2 separate regions of the Homo sapiens genome follow, and region 2 is linked to region 1. A link is a loop called in an ENCODE intact Hi-C map of the cell type or tissue named here. Cell type or tissue: chondrocyte. All regions are shown on one strand. Links, peaks and the distances in the headings refer to the core of each region. The heading gives the core; the rest is flanking DNA. Region 1 overlaps ADAMTS2 (ADAM metallopeptidase with thrombospondin type 1 motif 2). Region 2 holds the start of LOC107986494 (a long non-coding RNA gene).

What was found. Hi-C counts contacts between places; a loop is a spot of excess contacts. Peaks named below come from ENCODE experiments on the same cell type or tissue, not always from the same donor. Only the 100,000 strongest peaks of a DNase experiment are listed, where the experiment ranks them.
Region 2: a loop joins it to region 1, with 1.9 times the contacts of the local background. A loop is called at or near these places in 1 of 110 quality-filtered maps.

What each region holds. Positions count from the first base shown.
Region 1 is chr5:179,297,731-179,306,859 of GRCh38, forward strand. The region is part of intron 2 of ADAMTS2 (ADAM metallopeptidase with thrombospondin type 1 motif 2); the gene reads right to left. Among named protein-coding and RNA genes, the nearest start is that of ADAMTS2, 43 kb to the right of the region's middle. RefSeq lists an enhancer at 4,036-4,535. In chondrocyte, for the core only: no CTCF peak of the experiment used is centred there; a DNase peak (open chromatin) is centred at 4,231.
Region 2 is chr5:179,373,751-179,382,879 of GRCh38, forward strand. LOC107986494 (a long non-coding RNA gene) reads right to left here and starts at 5,194. Exons shown (of 2, transcript XR_001743041.1): 1 at 4,786-5,194; 2 at 1,285-2,004. It overlaps LOC124901149 (a long non-coding RNA gene), which reads left to right. Exons shown (of 3, transcript XR_007059083.1): 1 at 1-169; 2 at 1,161-1,364; 3 at 1,725-1,796. In chondrocyte, for the core only: no CTCF peak of the experiment used is centred there; DNase peaks (open chromatin) are centred at 3,551 and 4,021.

The sequences.
Region 1 (9,129 bases), core at 2,770-5,269:
CTGAGCCGAGACAACCCACTGCCCACCACCAGCTCCCTCAGGGCTCTCCACAAGTCCCTTCTCGCCTCCCCTGCTGCGTCTTCGGCCTCCTCCTCTCTAAAGTCCTCTCTCAGCCCAACAACAGAACCGGGTCTCTTCAATCCTGAACAAGAAGACTCTGCTTCCCCTCCAGCCACAGGACCTCCCTTCCCTCACAGCCCTTCTCAGCAGGCTGGCCTCTGCTGCTCCCTCCCACGCACCAATGCCCATGGCCTCTGTCCCTCCTCCCCAGGGCCCCGGGGACCTCCACACCCTCCTGCTCAGCCTCTCTCTGGCCGCCCCCAGCTGCTCCGGTTTCCACAGCACCAGAGGCCAGGGTCCCCTCGTGCCACAGTGACCCTGCAACGCAGATTCCGTGCTCCCTTCAGAAGCCCACCTGACATTCATAGAAGCTGAGCAAACACCAGGAGACAGAGGCAATTTCAGAAATTCCCCGAGGCTCGGGGAACCCAGGCTGTCCCCTTCACTCCTAACTCTGTGGCAGGCCTGGCCCTGCCAAGCCTCCATGGAGATGAGCTCTTCCTGTCCCAAGGTGATGGTGTGAAGCGGGCCTTTGGAAGGTGATGAGGTCATGAGGGTGGGGACCCCGTTAATGGGATTAGTGCCCTTATCAGAGAGGCCCAGGGAGCTTGTGCACCCTCCACTGTGTGCAAACACAGCAAGAAGGCCCCAGCTATGAGCGAGGAAGCAGCCCTCACCAGACACCAAACCCACTGGCGCCCCGATCTCACATGTGAGACTCCAAAACTGTGAGAAATAAACTTCTGTTGTTTCTAAACACCCAGTCTGTGATATTTTGTTATGGCAGCCTGAACGGAGGGACACCTGCAGAGCCTGGGATGCTCAGAATACACACGTGGCAGGAGGGGTGTGGACGGGCTCTACGGAACTGGGAGATGCCTAGAAATGCTAGAGGGGTTGAGGGGGAGGCATTCACAAGCCCTTGTAGGAAACTGAGATCTGCGCTGGTTAGGGGTGGGGTGTCACTGGAATGGCAAGATGCAGATATAAATGCTGACAAGACCCAATTTAAACCCAGAGATGCTAAGGTCTGAAAACATTTGGATTATACTAGGAATCAACGCAAAGCTTAATAACCTAAAATCCAACCACTCGGAAGTTTTTTCAACATTCCTCTAAATAGCTCTTAAGTTACTGGAATCAAAATCATAAATCTTTTTAAAATGATGACAGTGAGAATTCAGCACATCAGAACCTGTGGATGAGACCAAAGCCACCACCAGAAGCAAGTTCACAACCTTCTTAATTATAGACCAGAGTGAAAATAAATGAAGCCAGTGCTCCAGTCAAGAGGGCAGAAGAGAGAGCAACCATAAACCTAAAGATGTTGATACAAATAGCATGAGTGACAAGATCTCACTTCTGAGTGTGACATATATGTAACAAGATGGAAAAACGGTTAGTTTGTATAGCTGTAACAAATTACTGCAAATGTAGTGGCTTAAAAACACAAATTTGTCCAGGCGCGGTGGCTCACGCCTGTAATCCCAGCACTTTGGGAGGCTGAGGCGGGCGGATCACGAGGTCAGGAGATGGAGACCATCCTGGCTAACACGGTGAAATCCTGTCTCTGCTAAATATACAAAAAATCAGCCGGCCGTGGTGGCGGGCGCCTGTAGTCCCAGCTACTTGGGAGGCTGAGGCAGGAGAATGGTGTGAACCCAGGAGGCGGAGCTTGCAGTGAGCCAAGATCACACCACAGCACTCCAGCCTGGGCAACAGATCAAGACTCCAACTCAAACACACACACACACACACACACACACACACATTTATTATCTGACAGTTCTAGAGATCTGAAGTCCACAATGGGTCTCACTGGGCTAAAATCAAGGTGTGGGGAGGGCTGCATTCCTTCTGGAAGCTCTAAGGAGAATGTTTCCTTGTTTTTTTCCAGCTTTTAGAGGCTACCCACATTCCTTGGCTTGTGGCCCCCTCCTCCATCTTCAAAGCCAGCACCGGAGCATCTACTGACCCCTCTCTGACTCTGAACTTCTGCCTCCATCTTCTACTTTTATGAATCCTTGTCATGGCCAGCTCACACCTGTAATCCCAGCACTTTGGGAGGCTGAGGCGGGCGGATCACAAGGTCAGGAGATGGAGACCATCCTGGCTAACACAGTGAAACCCCGTCTCTACTAAAAATACAAAAAATTAGCCAGGCGTGGTGGCAGGCGCCTGTAGTCCCAGCTACTCTGGAGGCTGAGGCAGGAGAATCACTTGGACCCAGGAGGTGGAGCTTGCAGTGAGCCTGAGATTATGCCACTGCACTCCAGCCTGGGCGACAGAGTGAGACTCCGTCTCAAAAAAAAAAAAAAAAAAAGAAGAATCCTTGCCATTACACTGTGCCATCCAGGATAATCTCCTTATCTTAAAAGTCAACTAATTAGCAACCTGACTTCCATCTGTAACCTTCACTGCCCCTGCTATGTCACCTGATTTATTCCCAGGTTCTCGGGACTGGGACATGGACAACTTTGGGAGAAGGATTATTCTGTCTCTCACAGAGACTATCTCAAAAGGGTAGGATTTCATGGTTTTTGCTTTCTCCTTAATACTTTTCTACATTATTCAATGATAATGACCATATGTTTTGTATGTTCAAAAGTAATTTTTAATTGTGAATAATGTAAATTATTGTGAATCATGTTTTGTCAGTTGTTGTGAATAATGTTTAATTGTAAACAATGGAAAACTAAAGAAACAAAAGAATAGCATCCTCTTATAGCACCCATTGATGTCTTTGCAACACTTTTTGGCTGGTCTTTTGTCCCCGTCCCCCTGACTTTGAGCTGCCTGAGGACAAGCCAGACCCCCCTTCACTTCTGTGGCTCTAGCAGTAAGCATGAGGACTTTGGCACAGCAGGCTTTAGCAGACGTTTCTCAAAGTGAAGATAAATCCCCTTATAAAGGAGGCCCTGGTTTAAGAAGAATGATGTGCACACTCAAAAGTGCACTTTAAGGCCAAGCTCCGAATAAACACGATGATATTATTTTATTTAAGAGTCTTCATACATACAACTTAATTCAGTAACAGTCTGAGAAACGCAAGCCAGCAGACAGATAAACCGTTATGGCTCTGGCTCTGGCAAAAACTCTTCATCTACGCGGAGCCAGAAGAAAGCCAATTAAAAGTCGGAGAGGTCCCGCAGGACAGAGGCCGGAGGATGTCCCCACACACTGAGCACAAGCCCCAAACACAGGCTTCCCCAGTCTGGAGCCGGCGGCCAGCCCCCTCCTGGCCTCAGTGAAGCCTGGACTCCTCACTCTGTCCAAGTGGGAGGAACTGGTCCCAGCTGCAAGAACCGCCTACTGTGATCTGGGCAAAGGTTCTGGAGGCTCTGCTCGCTCCTGTCCCCCAGGAAAAAAAAAAAAAAAAAGACAGCAGAGGGCATTGCTCAGGGGCCCAGCCTGGCTGTCATCCCTGAACATCCTGGGCTGAAGGAAAGAATTGAGCCCAGCCGAAACTTGAGATCTTTAGACTTAAATCCCCACTCTGTCACTTGTGGCTATTTGGCCTCTTTCGACCTCTGCTTTTCCGTGTCTAAAATGGCACAATATTACCTACTTTACAGAGTTGTCAAGGGATTGAAAATAAGATAATGAAGGCAAAGGAAGTGAGCTCAGTATCATTATGCCCATTTTACAGATTGGGAAACAGGCTCCAAGAGATGACATGACTCTTTCAGGATTAGACAGCTAATGAGTGGTGGATCCGGATCTGCTCGCACAGGGCTGGGCTCCTCCCCAGCCCCGCACTGGGACAGGGGCATCTCTTGAGGGCTGCCCTGTGGCGCCCAGATGCCGCAGGGAGACAAGGCTGTGTGCACAGATCTCTCTCCACTGGGCAGCACCTGAGTAACTGGGGGAGAGAAGTGGGTTTCAAGCATCTCCTTTGTGAACCACTGGGCTTAAGTATGCTGAACTTCAGTTTTGACGCAGAACTTGGAGACAACCCATCCTCTGGGAAAAGACACAAATGAGGGCAGGACCCCTGCACCATGTGCCCTGCTGCCCCAGCAGTGTCCTCTCATCCAGCGTGTGAAGAAGGAGTGCAGCCGGAGAGCCGGTGGCAGCAGGGCGTGCGGGATGCCCCGCTCACAGCGTGCTGTGCCCGGGAGAGGAGCGAGGGCAGGCCCCCAGCTGCTTGGGAACAGTCAGCCTGCACACCTCGCCCCTGGGTGCCCTTCCAAGGCAGCCCTCAGGCCCCAGGCTCCGGGACTCCCTGCAGAGGAACTGCAAGCCAGTCCTGGCCCAGCACAGCCCTTCCGCCAGCCTCTGGCCAGCGTCAGGAAGGGGAGTGTAGAGTGAGTAGGAAGCCACACAGGAGCAGAAGCCGGGACTTCTGCCTCTCACCCCACTGCATGTATGAAAATAGACGGGGGTGATGGCCGGGTGCGGTGGCTCATGCCTGTAATCCCAGCATTTTGGGAGGCTGAGGTGGGCGGATCATGAGGTCAGGAGATGGAGACCATCCTGGCTAACACAGTGAAACCCCGTCTCTACTAAAAAAATATAAAACATTAGCCGGGCGTGGTGGGGGGCGCCTGTAGTCCCAGCTGCTCTGGGCGACAGAGCAAGACCGTCTCAAAAAAAAAAAAAAAAAAAAAAAAAAAAGCGGGGGAGTGATAAGGCCCCGGACAACCCAAACTGCAGCAAGATTCTCTGCGGAGGCAGAGCTGCCTCCTCCTGGGGGTCCTCTGGACCAGGAAGGAGCCCTGAGGACTTGTGGCCCAGTGGGTCCGGCTTCCCAACCTCCACCTTGCCAGCAGCACCGATAGATGTGGCCACAAAGGTGCATTCACATTTGCGACCTGTGGCTGAATGCAGACCCTGGGTGCTATCTCCCGGGGGGGCAAATGGCAGTAAGCAAGCAAAGAGGAAGTCGACAGAGAGTGACGCAGCCGTGAGGACAACAGCACAGAGTATTGTTGAGGGGGGCGGGGGACTTCCTGGAAGAGATGACACTGGAGCTGAGGCCTAAATGATTGGAAAGAGGCAGCGATGGAGAGATCTGGGGAAGTGGGCTCCAGCACAGAGAACAGCACATGCAGAGGACCCGAGGTCAGAACAGACCTGCCATGTTTGAGGAAAGGGAAGAAGGCCAATGTGAGTGGAGTGTGGAGAGCAAAGGGTGGGCGGGGGCGAGGGACAGGAGGGCAGAGTGGTGGGCCTGGGTGGGGTACAGGAGGGCAGAGTGGTGGGCCTGGGTGGGGTACAGGAGGTCAGAGTGGTGGGCGGGGGCAGACTGCACAGAGCTTCCTCTGCTGTGGGGAGGAGATTGGATTTTCTCCTCTGTGCAGTGGGCAGCCCCTGGAGGGTGGAAGAGACCTGATTCCCCTGTCAGTTGCTCTGGGCATGTTGTGAGAATTGCTGGGGGCAGGATCTCCCTCCCTCTCTCTATGAAATTCCTGTTCAGCAGGGATCTGCCTATGGCTGTATTTCTGCTGGTAGAAGTCCCTCCCTGATTATAAACCGCTCAACACATAGAGAGGTCCCTAGGAGAAGGTTCAGGTTCCAGTAGGATGGTGTGAGCACGCCTCACCTGCATCCCCCACTGCCTGCAGCCACCCAAATGCACTGGATTCATGAGCAGCTAGCTGAGGACCCTGCAAAATAAATAACAGCATGCAGATTGGGGAAGAAGACTAGAATGTGAGGTTCAGCAAACCCGCAGAGTTTACTCTTCATTCTCTGGTATTCCTCAGCCTAGATACAAGGCAGGTCAAACTCCAGAAGCGGGCACTGGGTACAGACAGACAGAGCTCGAGACAAGCCCTGTTGTTGTAGCTCAAGGATAGAAAAAGCATTTCCGAATGCTCAGAGCCAAGCCAACACCTCATTTTTCTTTCCTATTTCCTTTTTCTTTTCTTCGTGTTCTCACACGCCAGCTCATGGCAGCCCACAGGCACCTAAAACTCTAAGAGGGGAGCCTGGCTGTGTAGCTGGAAGTGCTGTGGTCCTAGAAAGGTGGAGTGAAACCCCATTGCTCTTTCCTCTTTTGGTCCTCCCAGGAGTGTAGTTGCAGGAAGTGTGCAAGACAGCAGGGTCAATAAAGCCCCAGCTTTCTGGCCAGAGAGATTTAACAAGGAGCCGCAGGAAACTGGACAGGGCTAGGAAGATGGCAGAGACAGCAGAGCTTGGGGAACTGGCATCAGAAAGTTGGTTAGAAACTCCTGGGCTCGTGCTTGAGCCGTGCACGAGTGGGTCTGACCCTAAACAACACGCCATAGGTTCTGGGGACTGACTTAGGAGGTGGACCAATGCCCAGGTCCCAGACGTGCCACTGGGTTGTGTTTACATGGGATTGATCAGAATAGGACTGCACAGGCTTTGAAAATGGACCTGACATTGAACCGCAATCCACAGGCACATTGGAACTTGCAGCCGGAACCCAATTAACCCAAGGGTTAATTACCTGATCAAACAAAAATAATGACCTTCTCCATAGCATTTAAACAAGATCCAAAGTCTCATAGGGTAATATCAAAGTGTCCAGGATACAGTCCAAAATTACTTGGCATACCAAGAACCAGGAAAATCTCAACTCCTCCAGGCAAATACAACCAACAGATAACAAGACTGAGATAGCACATATGTTGGAATTAACTGACAATGATCTTAAAGCAGCTATTATAAAAATACTCCATAAAGTAAGGGCAAAAACTCTGGCAACTAATGGAAAGATAGTCTCAGCAAGAAACGGAAGACATATTTTTAAAAAGGACCAAACGGAAATTTTAGAACTGAAAAATACAATAACAGAAACTTTAAGAACTCACTGGATAGGCTCAAGAGCAGAATGGATATGACAGAGGAATGAGTCAGTGAACTTGAGGATAGAGCAATAGAAGTTACCCAATTCAAACTGCAGCGAGTAAAAATATTTTATAATGCCAAGAGCCTTAGAGACTGTGGGAAAATACCGAAAGATCTAACTAACAGTCATGTCCCAGAAGGAGAAGAGAAAGAATGTATTACTAAACAAATATTTGGATAAATAATGGCTGAAAACTTCTCAAATTCTGTGAAATGCATAAACCTACCAATTCAACAGATCGGCAAACCTCAAATGAGAGAAATCCAAGGAAACACAATCCCACACGTTATAAACACACTCTGAAAACTACAGACAAAAAAAAGTCTTGAAAGCAGTCAGAGAAAAACAGTGCATTACTTATAGGGGAAAAATGGTTCAGATAACTGCAGATTTCTTATCAAAACTGTGAAGTCCAAAGGAAGTGCAAAACATTGTTAAAATGCTGAAAAAAAAAAAAAAAGAACTGTCAACCCAGAATTCTATCTCCAGCAAAAATACACTTCAAGAATTAAGGAGAAATAAAGACATTCTCAGATGAAGCAAAACTTATAGAATGTGTGGCCAGCAGATCTACCCTAAGATGGTTGCTGAAGGAAGTTCTTCAGACAGGGGGAAAATGATGCTAGAAAGAAATTTTGAACATCAGGAATAAAGGAAGAGCAACAGAAATACCTGAAAAAATATAACAGATTAGGCTCTTGCGTATTTTAAAGAGGAATGATAATGCTGTCTGATGTAGTTTTCCATGTATGTAGGTGTATAAAAGACAACAACATTCAGGGGAGGACAGAGGGACCTATATGATGGCAGGGTCTCAACATTCAACTTGAAGTGGTAAAATATTGATTTGAAAAAGACTCTGAAGAGTTATATAGGTTTATTATAATCCCTGGAGCAACCAGTAAACACTATACAAAGATATACAACCAAACACAATAGGTAAATTAAAATTGAATACCAAAACATGCTCAAATAGAAAAAGCAAAATAAGCCCAAAGCAAGTAGAAGGGAGGAAATGATAAGAGTAAAAATCAATGAAACTGAAAATATGAAAATAATAGAGAAGATCAATGAAACCAAATTTGGTTCTTTGTAAAGATCAGTCAACTGATAAATCTCTAGTGAGACTGAAGAAGAGAAACAGAAAAAAATATGAATTACCAGTATCAGAATATTTTTAAAAAGGATATCACTAATGACATCACAGCCATAAAAAAGATAATGGAATAGTATAAACAATTCTATGCATATAAATCCATCAGTGTTGAAGAAATGCATGATTTCCTCAAAAACTATAAGCTACCAAAACTTACCCAAGACAAAGTAGATAGCATAAAAAGTTCTGTAACTATTAAAGAAAAAGAATTCATAGTTTAAAATCCTGCAAAAAAGAAATTTCCAGGTCTAGACGGTTTTACTGGAAAATTCTACTAACCTCTCAGGAAAAAATGGCACCAATTCTCCCATTCATTTTATGAGGTCAACATTACCCTGATATTAAAACCAGACAAAGACAGTTCAATAAAAAAAAAAACCCTACAAACCAATATCCCTCATGAACCTATAAACCAATATCCCTCAATGAACATAGACACAAAAATCCTCAGCAAAACACTGGCAAGTCTAGTCCAGCCATGTATAAACAGCAGAGTGCACAACAGACAAGTCATGTTTGTCCTGGATTTGCAGAGTCTGGCACAATATCCAAAAGTCAGTGTAACCCAGCATATTAACAGACTGAAGAAGGAAAAAAAATATGCTTATATCAAGTGATAGAGAAAACCATATGATATGATTCATTCATGACTAAAAATTAAAAACTCTCAACTAACAGAGAAAGAAACGTGCTCAACCTGGTAAGAATATCTACAAAAAAACTAAAGCTAACACAATACCGCATCCTGAGAAACTGTTTTCCCCTAAAATAAGGAGCATTTTCACGACTCCTACTCAACCTTGGGTTGAGTCCTAGACAGCACCTCTGTACACACCCAGCACCCAGCACAGACCCTCAGGCCAGGGCAGGAAAGGGCCCCAGAGAGCTTCCCCAAAACCCGTGTTCCTGGGGAAGGTGGATGTCCAGGAAGGGTGACTGGCCCCTAAAGCCTAGGGGAAGCGGGGGCCCTCCTGCTCCAGCCTCATGAAGCTTTGATCTCCAGTGCCAAGCCCGGTGCCAGCAGAGAGCCAGGCAGATGAACTCAACCAGGGAAAGGACACCCAGGAAGGAAGCAACTCCATGAGATCGAGTC
Region 2 (9,129 bases), core at 2,567-5,066, 76 kb after region 1:
GCCCACTTACCAAGCCGGCAGGCTTCTCTCTCCAGGAAGGCACCAAATTTTCATGGACCAGCTCACAAGCTGGAGCCTGGGGTGGCTCCACACCCCAAGCAGGCAGGCTCCTTCACACAGGAGGACACCCTGGCAAGGGGTGCCTGAGAGCAGGGCCCCACAGGCCTGGGTGAGTAGGACATCTAGGTGGCTCACGAGGACGCTGCATATTCTGAGTCTCAATCCCTAGGAAGGAGACCAGGGTGTGTTCTGGGAGCTGGGAACAGGGCAGGGCTGTGGGTGTTGGGGTACGAGGTCTGCACCCAGCCAATCAGCGTCGGGGTCCAGGGTGTGTGCCCTGTCCCACTGCAAGAGAGGGGCCGAGGCAGGGAGCCAGGACACAGGGTACAGAAGGCATGCAGTCAGATGGATGAGGCCAGCAGGGACAAAGGGAGACACACCAGGCCCAGGGCTGCGGCAGGCCCATCAAGGGACTCTCTGCCCCCTCAGAAGTGCCCTCACGCTGTTCGGCAGCCAGGCATAGGTGGAGAGTCATGGTCCAGTCAGGCGGCCCCGACTTCAGGTCAGAGGGCACGGAGGACGTCCGGGCAGAGGACTTGGAGGACGTCAGGGCAGAGGACTTGGAGGACGTCAGGGCAGAGAGCACAGAGTACGTCAGGGCAGAGAGCAAGGAGGACGTCAGGGCAGAGGACTCAGAGGGCGTTGGGGCAGAGGGCACAGAGGACGTCGGTGCAGAGGACTCAGAGGACGTCAGGGCAGAGGGCACGGAGGACGTTGGGGCAGAGGACTTGGAGGACGTCAGGGCAGAAGGCACAGAGGACGTCGGGACAGAGGGCACGGAGGACGTCGGGGCAGAGGACTCAGAGGACATCAGGGCAGAGAGCTCAGAGGACATCGGGGCAGAGAGCACAGAGGACGTCGGGGCAGAGGGCACGGAGGACGTCGGGGCAGAGGACTCAGAGGACATTGGGGCAGAGAGCACGCAGGACGTCAGGGCAGAGGACTCAGAGGACGTCGGGGCAGAGGGCACGGAGGACGTTGGGGCAGAGGGCACAGAGGACGTCGGGGCAGAGGACTCAGGATGTCAGGGCAGAGGGCACAGAGGATGCCAGGGCAGAGGGCACAGAGGATGTCAGGGCCCTCTCCTCTAATCATCTCAGGTGCTGTTCTCTATCACCTCATCAGGAGCAGGACCGACTGCCAAGGCCGCCGTGGTAGGGAAGTTTCTCCACAAGATTGTGCTTATACGTTTTGCGTTGCCATAAAAGAACGCCGGAGACTGGGCCGTTTATAAAGAAGAGAGGTTTATTTGGTCCACAGTTCTGCAGGCAGTACCGGAGGCATGGCAGCAGCATCTGCTTGGGGTCAGGGCCTCAGGAAGCTTACCCTCCTGGTGGGAGGGGAAGGGTAGCAGAGGTGTCCCACAGTGACAGATGGAGCAAGAGAGAGGAGCTACCTAGGCTCTTTCTAACAATCAGATCTCATGGGAATTCATTACCACAGGGAGGGCACCAGGCCATTCATGAGGGATTGGCCCATGTCACCCAAGCACCTCCCACCAGGTCCCACCTCCAGCATTGAGGGTCAGATTTCAGTATGAGATTTGGAGAGGACAAACATCCAAACTGTATCAACCACCCTACATGAACCAGTGCCTGCCTTTCTGACCTCCCCACTCACTCTGCTCCCCCTTCCCCACACTCCCCCTCCTTGTGCTTAAACAGGCCATGCAGTTCCCACCCAGATGGGAACGCAGAAGTGCTGAGAAGCCTCTGGCTGCTGAGAAGGACCGGAGACGCTCAGGCAGGGCTTCACTGAGGAGGGACATCTTCAGCTGGGAACAACTCTTCCACACAGCATCCATGGTGTTTGTCTACACTCCAGTTTCTCTACTGTCAAATAATGTCCTGGTCTGGCCAAGAGGGCACTGTCTTCTCATCAAGCTATGAGGGTCCCAAGGAAGAGGAGCCCAGCCAGGGAATGGGAGAAGGGGGAGGAGTCCAGCTGGGGGAGAGAAGAAAAGGGGGAGGAGCTCAGCGGGGGAGGGGAATGAGGTAGGAGTCCAGCCAGGAGAGGGGGAAAGGGGGAGGAGCTCAGCAGGGGAGGGGGGAAGGGGGAGGAGTCCATTCAGGGGAGGGGGAGAGGGAAGTGTCCAACTGGGGGAGGGGGGAAGGGGGAAGAGTCCAACTGGGGGAGGGGGAAGAGGGAGGACTCCAGCCCCTGGGGAGGAGGAGCCCAGCCAGGGGTGGTGGGGAAGGGGAAGGATCTCAGTGGGGGAGGGGGAAGGGGAGGAGTCCAGCCAGAGGAGGGGAAAAAGGGAGGAGTCCGGCTGGGGGAGGGGAAAGGGGGAGGAGCTCAGCCCAATGCCCCCTCCTGGGCTGTACTGCATGAGAGTGGCTACCAGCCAGACCAGCCATGTCTATACCACCAGGTCCCACCAGAATTGTGGACAGGCCGGGTGCAGTGGCTCACACCTGTAATCCCAGCCCTTTGTGGGGGTTGAGGTGGGTGGATCACCTGAGGTCAGGAGTTCAAGACCAGCCTGGCCAACATGGTGAAACCCCATCTCTACTAAAAATATAAAAAATTAGCCAGGCATGGCCAGGTGCAGTGGCTCACTCCTGTAATCCCAGCACTTTGGGAGGCCGAGGCGGGCAGATCACGAGGTCAGGAGATAGAGACCATCTTGGCTAACACGGGGAAACCCCGTCTGTAATAAAAACACAAAAAAAAATCAGTCGGGCGTGGTCGCAGGCACCTGTAGTCCCAGCTACTCGGGAGGCTGAGGCAGGAGAATGGCGTGAACCCAGGAGGTGGAGCTTGCAGTGAGCCAAGATCGCGCCACTGCACTCCAGCCTGGGTGACAGAGCGAGACTCTGTCTCAAAAAAAAAAAAAAAAAAATTAGCCGGGCGTGGTGGTGGATGCCTGTAATCCCAGCTACTTGGGAGGCTGAGGAAGGAGAATCGCTTGTGAACCTGGGAGACGGAGGTTGCTGTGAGCTGAGATCGCGCCATTGCACTCCAGCCTGGGCCACAGAGCAAGACTCTGTCTCAAAAAAAAAAAAGTGTGGGTGGCGATGGACCTGTGCCCCACTCTCCATCCACAAAGCAGTCCGGAGCACATGTCACCCCTATAAGGGAGCCACGGTGACCCTCAGGTGGAGGCAGGGGCAATGCTGCTCACAGAGGCAGCACCCACCAGGCCAGATCCAGAGACACTGGCAGGGAGACCTTCTAGAGCAGGCTCGTTGGAAGGAAGAACATCCCTGTCTTTATACACATTTAACCCAGAGCCGCCCACTCCTCCCCAGGCACCATCTAGATCCACAAGCAGTGAGGCAGGTTTTAAAGCCATCTTCTCACTCCTGTCTCAGGACCAGGAAAATGTCTCCTGCCATTTACATAACTGAGAGAGAAGCCCCTCAGGGAGCAAGGGAGATGTGCCTAGAGGAGGCTGCTGCGCCCGAAACAGCCGGCAGAGTCAGAGGAGCACAGACACATTCAGTCCCCGCAGGGCACCGCTCTGGTGGGGCACCTGTGCCAAGGCAGGCAGGTGTGAAAGCACGTGACCTGGTGGGGAGAGGGCCAGTGTTGGATGCCCGGGGTGTGTAGCTGTGTAGGGGCTGCGAATGCGGCTGGAAAAATGGGGGCGCAGAACTCAGCCAGCCTAAGGGTTTAGCTGTCACCCTGGGAGGATTTTTGTCAGGAATTCAAGACAAGGATCGAATGTCCTAAATTTGACCACAAGTCTTCCTTGTTCCAGGAAAGAATGCACCAAACCCTGCATGATTGTTTATTCACATCCACTTAGCAGGCTGGTGAGCAGCGTGCGGAGGAGGCGGCAGAACCAGAACCTGGACGCAGGAGAAGGACGGGGGGCACGAGATGGGCACAGGACGCCTCCCAATCAAGGCTGCTCTGTGGGTTTCAGAAACGGGACACCCATCCCTTCAGGCATCCATAGCGTGTGAACTGTAGGACTACAGGGTGCAGGTCACCCCAGAGCTCAGCATCCAAACCAGTGGGGCACAGCTTCGGCCTCCCACCTGCCCAGGCTCACCAGAGACACTGGCTGTGGGCAGAGATGACCTGGAGCCAGGAGCCAGGAGCTGTGGCGCAGCGGGTAGAGGCCGGGCCCACCGCCATGCCATCGTGGTGAGGCTGTTGCCAGACCCCAGCTGGAAACAAAGATCCTCCAGGCCCAGCCATGGAGGAGGAAAGAGGTATTAAAGGATGGGGGGTGGTGGTGAAAATGTGCAGAGGCCCCAAAGCCTCCTTTCCAGCCAGTGATGCCAGGAAGCACCAGGGGCAGCAGCAGACAGGCCATGGTGTCCTCTGAGACTGGGTGAGGCTCTATGGCCCGAGTGCCTGACGCAGAGCCAGGCACACAGGGCCACCTCCAGTGGATGTGCTTTACTCCACCTGCTCTCAGAACCTGGAGCCTGCATTTCCCTATTCGTTGGACGGTGTGACAACCCCCAGCTCCATAGCTCAGTAGTGCAGGTCAGTGTGGTAAGGGGGATTCAGTGCCCAGCCCAGTGCCTGGCGCCCGGGGCTGCTCACCACAGCCTGGGGATGCATGCTTCCAGGTGCCACCATTGTCCTCATGGCTGGCACCCTCAGTACCCACCCCAACTCCTATCCCTGCACCCAGCACCCTGGTGCTCTCTCCAAAGCCTGGAATTGATCTCTTTATGTCCTTGCTGAAAACCTGCCCATGGCTCCCCACATCCCGCACTGTCAAGGGCAACTTTCTTAGCCTGACATACAAGGCCTGTTACTCACCCTGGCCAGGCTTCCTGGACACGCCATCAACCACAGCTCCACAAGCCCTCCTGTTCTCCAAGCACAGAAGCTTCACGCCCTGGTCTTCCCAACCTCTGTGTCACTGGCTGGGCTGGGGCCTTCATGCACCCCTCAGGGAGACAGCAGAGTAGTGAGAGCTTGGGCTTCAGACATGGATTCACATCCACCAACTCCTGACAGTCTCGGGCAGAGCAGCTGCCTGCCTGCTTCTCAGATCCCTGCTATAGAAAGCAAGGCCGTGATGACAGCGTAAAAGCATGCGTCGGCCACACACAGGCTTCCCACCACTGCCTCTGCCCTCCACACCACTGTTCCCTTTCCCCTAGTTCCCCCAACTGAACAATTTCCGGCTGGTTTCAATGCTGAGCTCTGGGATGACCTTCACCCTACAGTCCTACAGTTCACACACTATGGATGCTTGAAGGGACGGGTGTTCCCATTTCTGAAACCCACAGAGCAGCTTTGATTGGGGAGCATCCGGTGTCCATCTCGTGCCCCCCGCCCCCGTCCTTGTCCTGCATCCTGGTTCTTGTTCTGCTGCCCCCTCTGCATGCTGCCACTGCCTCCTAAGTGGATGTGCATATTTTCCCAAACAATCATGCAGGGTCTGGTGCATTCTTTCCCAGAACAAGGAACACTCGTGGTCAAATTCAGGACATTCAATCCTTGTCCTAGATTCCTGACATAGACTAGGACTTAAGACAGTTATCGCATTGCATGTCACTGGTCCCAGGGATTTCTCAAGCAACTTTAGTGGGTCTAATCAGAGTGAGCCTCGGAGTTCCTGGGATGGAAAGTCCCTCTCTCCCGTGGGTGCCTTGGGAACACAAAACACTCTTCTCCAGGAGGCAGCTGGGTGAAGGTGGATGGCTGCAATGGCGCAGTTACTTGCCTCTGTGGTGGGCACCAGGCTAAGGATGAATCCAGTAGCAGAACCAAGAGAATCCCAGAGGAGGACTGCAGCTGGTTCTTGGTGACATCATTTGAATGGCTGGATCAAGCCTCACCTGCAGCCAGCAAGATGACCTCTGGACTTGTCAGGAACAGGAGCCCATCAATTCCCTTTAGAGGTGAAGCCAGTTTACGTGGATTTCTGTTGCTTACAATGCAGATGCATAGTGGACGCTGCTGCCTCACCTCGGCTTGAGCATGGCACACGTGCAGTCAGTGGCACCTATTCCAGGAAGCTCGCCTTGCGGTCATAAGGCAGATGTCTTCTTTGCCCACCCCTGTCCCATCTGCATCCTTGAATTCTCAAGAAAGAGACTATTTTCAGGCACCCTTGCATACTCAGAACCTTGGTGTTGTATGCCCAACACACACCAATGCCCAAACGCACACCAATGCCCAGCACACACCAATGCCCAACGCACACCAATGCCCAACACACACCAATGCTCAAACACATAAGCTGAGTGAATGGTCACTCCAGGATGCAAGCAATGTGAAATTGAAAAGTAGGTGAGCACGTCAAAGTTCAGCCTGCATGCCAATTCCTACTGAGCCCCTCAGCATCCAGGAGAATATCAAGGTGTACAAGAGGATTCTGAAGAAAAGAGTTTAGGGTGCATTTATTTGGAGAGAGCCTTTGCTATGCTGTGCATGCTCCCCTTCCAAGGAGGAAGCGTGAGGTGCGACCTCCCTCACCTCTAGCCTCCTGAGAGCGCTTCCATGGTGTCACTCAGAGGCCCTGTACACTGAGGGCTGGGGTCTGCTGATCACATGGGAGCCAGTGTCAGCCGAGTCGTCGCCGTGGGAGCAGACTGTGAATCAACTGCGGCACTGTGCGCGGCCTGCCTGCCTCCCGGAGTCCCGTGGGGCTGAGGATGTAGGATGCTCCTGGGGCCCTCAGCCTAAGCAGATATGAGGACTCCACGAGGGGGCTGCATGCAATGAACTTGCAGAAGAAAACTGAGGCTGAGGACACCAGAGGGGCCTGAAGAAGAGGAAACACATCAGCCCCATCACGGCATCTGCAGGTGAAAAACTCCAGCAGGAAACCTTCGAGGAACCATGGAGCGGCCCCTTGAGAGAGGCAGCTTCCCATACCCGCCAGGCCGACAGGAAGCCGGCCCACCTGGTGGCAAGGTGGGGCTCCAGATGGAGAAACAGTAAGGCGGCCCCACCATGAGGGGACATGCAGGCACATTTGGAGTGTAGGCCGTTCTCATGAGCTGGACGTCCTTATTTCTGAATGGTGTCTGTGAGAACCTCTTGCTTGAGCATGAGCTGAAAGGTGCTGAGACCAGGCCAGTTTTCACATGGGGAGGGCAACACCTTCTCCAACCAAATGCATTTAAGGGGCCGGTGGGAGAAAAGCCGTTGTGTTTCGATTCATTGCGGGGGGGCGTTTGCTCACCCGTCCAGATGAACATGCATTTGGCTCCCACCCGCTGTACGTGAATGTGCCTGTCCCTCATACTTCTGCCAATGTGGCATTTTACAACATGCATCTTTTTTTTTTTTTGATAACTTAATAACTGTGCAAGGTGATAACGCCTTATTGGTTGCCATATCTTTAAGGACTTACAAACTGAAACACTTCTTTAGACACTGGTTTTTGGTGTGTTTCCTTTTTTTATTTTTATTTTTATTTATTTATTTATTTTTGAGATGGAGTCCTGGTCTGTTACCCAGGCTGGAGTGCAGTGGCACAATCTCCGCTCACTGCAACCTCCGCCTCCCAGGCTCAAGCGATTCTCCAGCCTCAGCCTCCCAAGTAGCTGGGATTACAGGTGCACACCACCACGCCCAGCCAACTTTTTGTAGTTTTAGTAGAGACAGGGTTTCTCCATGTTGGCCAGGCTGGTCTCGAACTCCTGGCCTGAAGTGATCCACCTGCCTTGGCTTCCCAAAGTGCTGGGATTACAGGAGTAAGCCACTGCACCTGGCTTGGTTTGTTTCCTTTTAAACAACCTCTGTTTTCACTTGCTTTGAACACTTTATTCGGGAGAATTCGAGTCCTAACAAGCCCTCACACTGATATTAGTTCTCCCCATCATCTTTATGGAGCTTGTTATTTCCCATCTGTGGCTGCTTTTCTCTTGATTATGTCCCATTCCTTTATGTGGCTCTTACCCGGGCCCCTGCCACATGGCTGGGCCAAGGCACAGGCTCTGAGACTGCTGGCCTGGGCTCAAGACCAGTTCACATGCTGCTCCAGGATTTCAGGCCAGGTCCTTACCTCCCTCACCAAGGGCCAAGAGCCTCATCTGTTAAGTGGAAATAGTAGGCGATGGCCATGAGCAATAGCAAGAACAGCCTTCACAAGGCTCACTGCTCCACATGGCTGAGTGCTCCACGCGGCTCAGTGCTCCACGCGGCTCAGTGCTGCACGAGACTCACTGCTCCACGTGGCTGAGTGCTCCACGAGACTCACTGCTCCACATGGCTGAGTGCTCCACGCGACTCACTGCTCCACGCGGCTCACTGCTCCACGCGACTCACTGCTCCACGCGTAGCTTCTGACACTGCCGAGCATTTTCAACAGCTGTGTCTCGGCCTCACAACTGTGGCCTATGGTTCTCTTTCTTCCAGAGTTGAGATGACATGCAACTACTTTTCCTTGTAATTTTTAAAATTACCTTTTAAATCATCAGGAATTCATCGTGATGTCTGGGATATGATATGGATTAAAATTTCTTTTTCTCTAGATTAAAATCCAGTTTTCCCATCTACATTTATTTAATGGCTTCCCCATATAGAAAGAAATGACCTTGTAAATTCAGTTGCAAATCTGGAACTTGCTTGATGATTCATGGATTTCTTTGGACCTCTGCTGCAGAGATTTGTGCTGAAACCATACTCCTCGGATCACAGCTTTTGTTAACACAGATGTGTGTTCACAGACACCTCTGACTTCTTTTTTTCTACTTAATTTTTCCCGTCTTCTCATATCATCCCTCCCATGACCTCTAAAGGTGCTTACTCTAAGTCTGGTCTCCTTAAAGACGCATGCTTCCCTGTGAAGTACTCGGAGCACCACTGCGTGCGTGTTGTTGACTTGCACAAACAATGTCGTGCTCTGACTCTCTTCCATTTCACTTTTCTGTTGTATCGTTGCTTTTGAGCTCTGTCTGTAGAACTATAGAACAGCAGATTCAGTGTTTCCTCCCCTGTGTATTTCATAGTACACCGCAGCTTGCATCCACCTTGAACCTGGCAGTGAACCCAGAGTCCATCTCCAGCCCTGCCCTCAGAATCAATGCCACACATACAAAGCATAGCTCTGCACACTCCCTCAGGCATCCTGTGATCACCTCTCTAGCATTGCTGGGTCAGAGGGCGCATGCACACTCAGTCTTGCTAAATGGTGCCCAATTG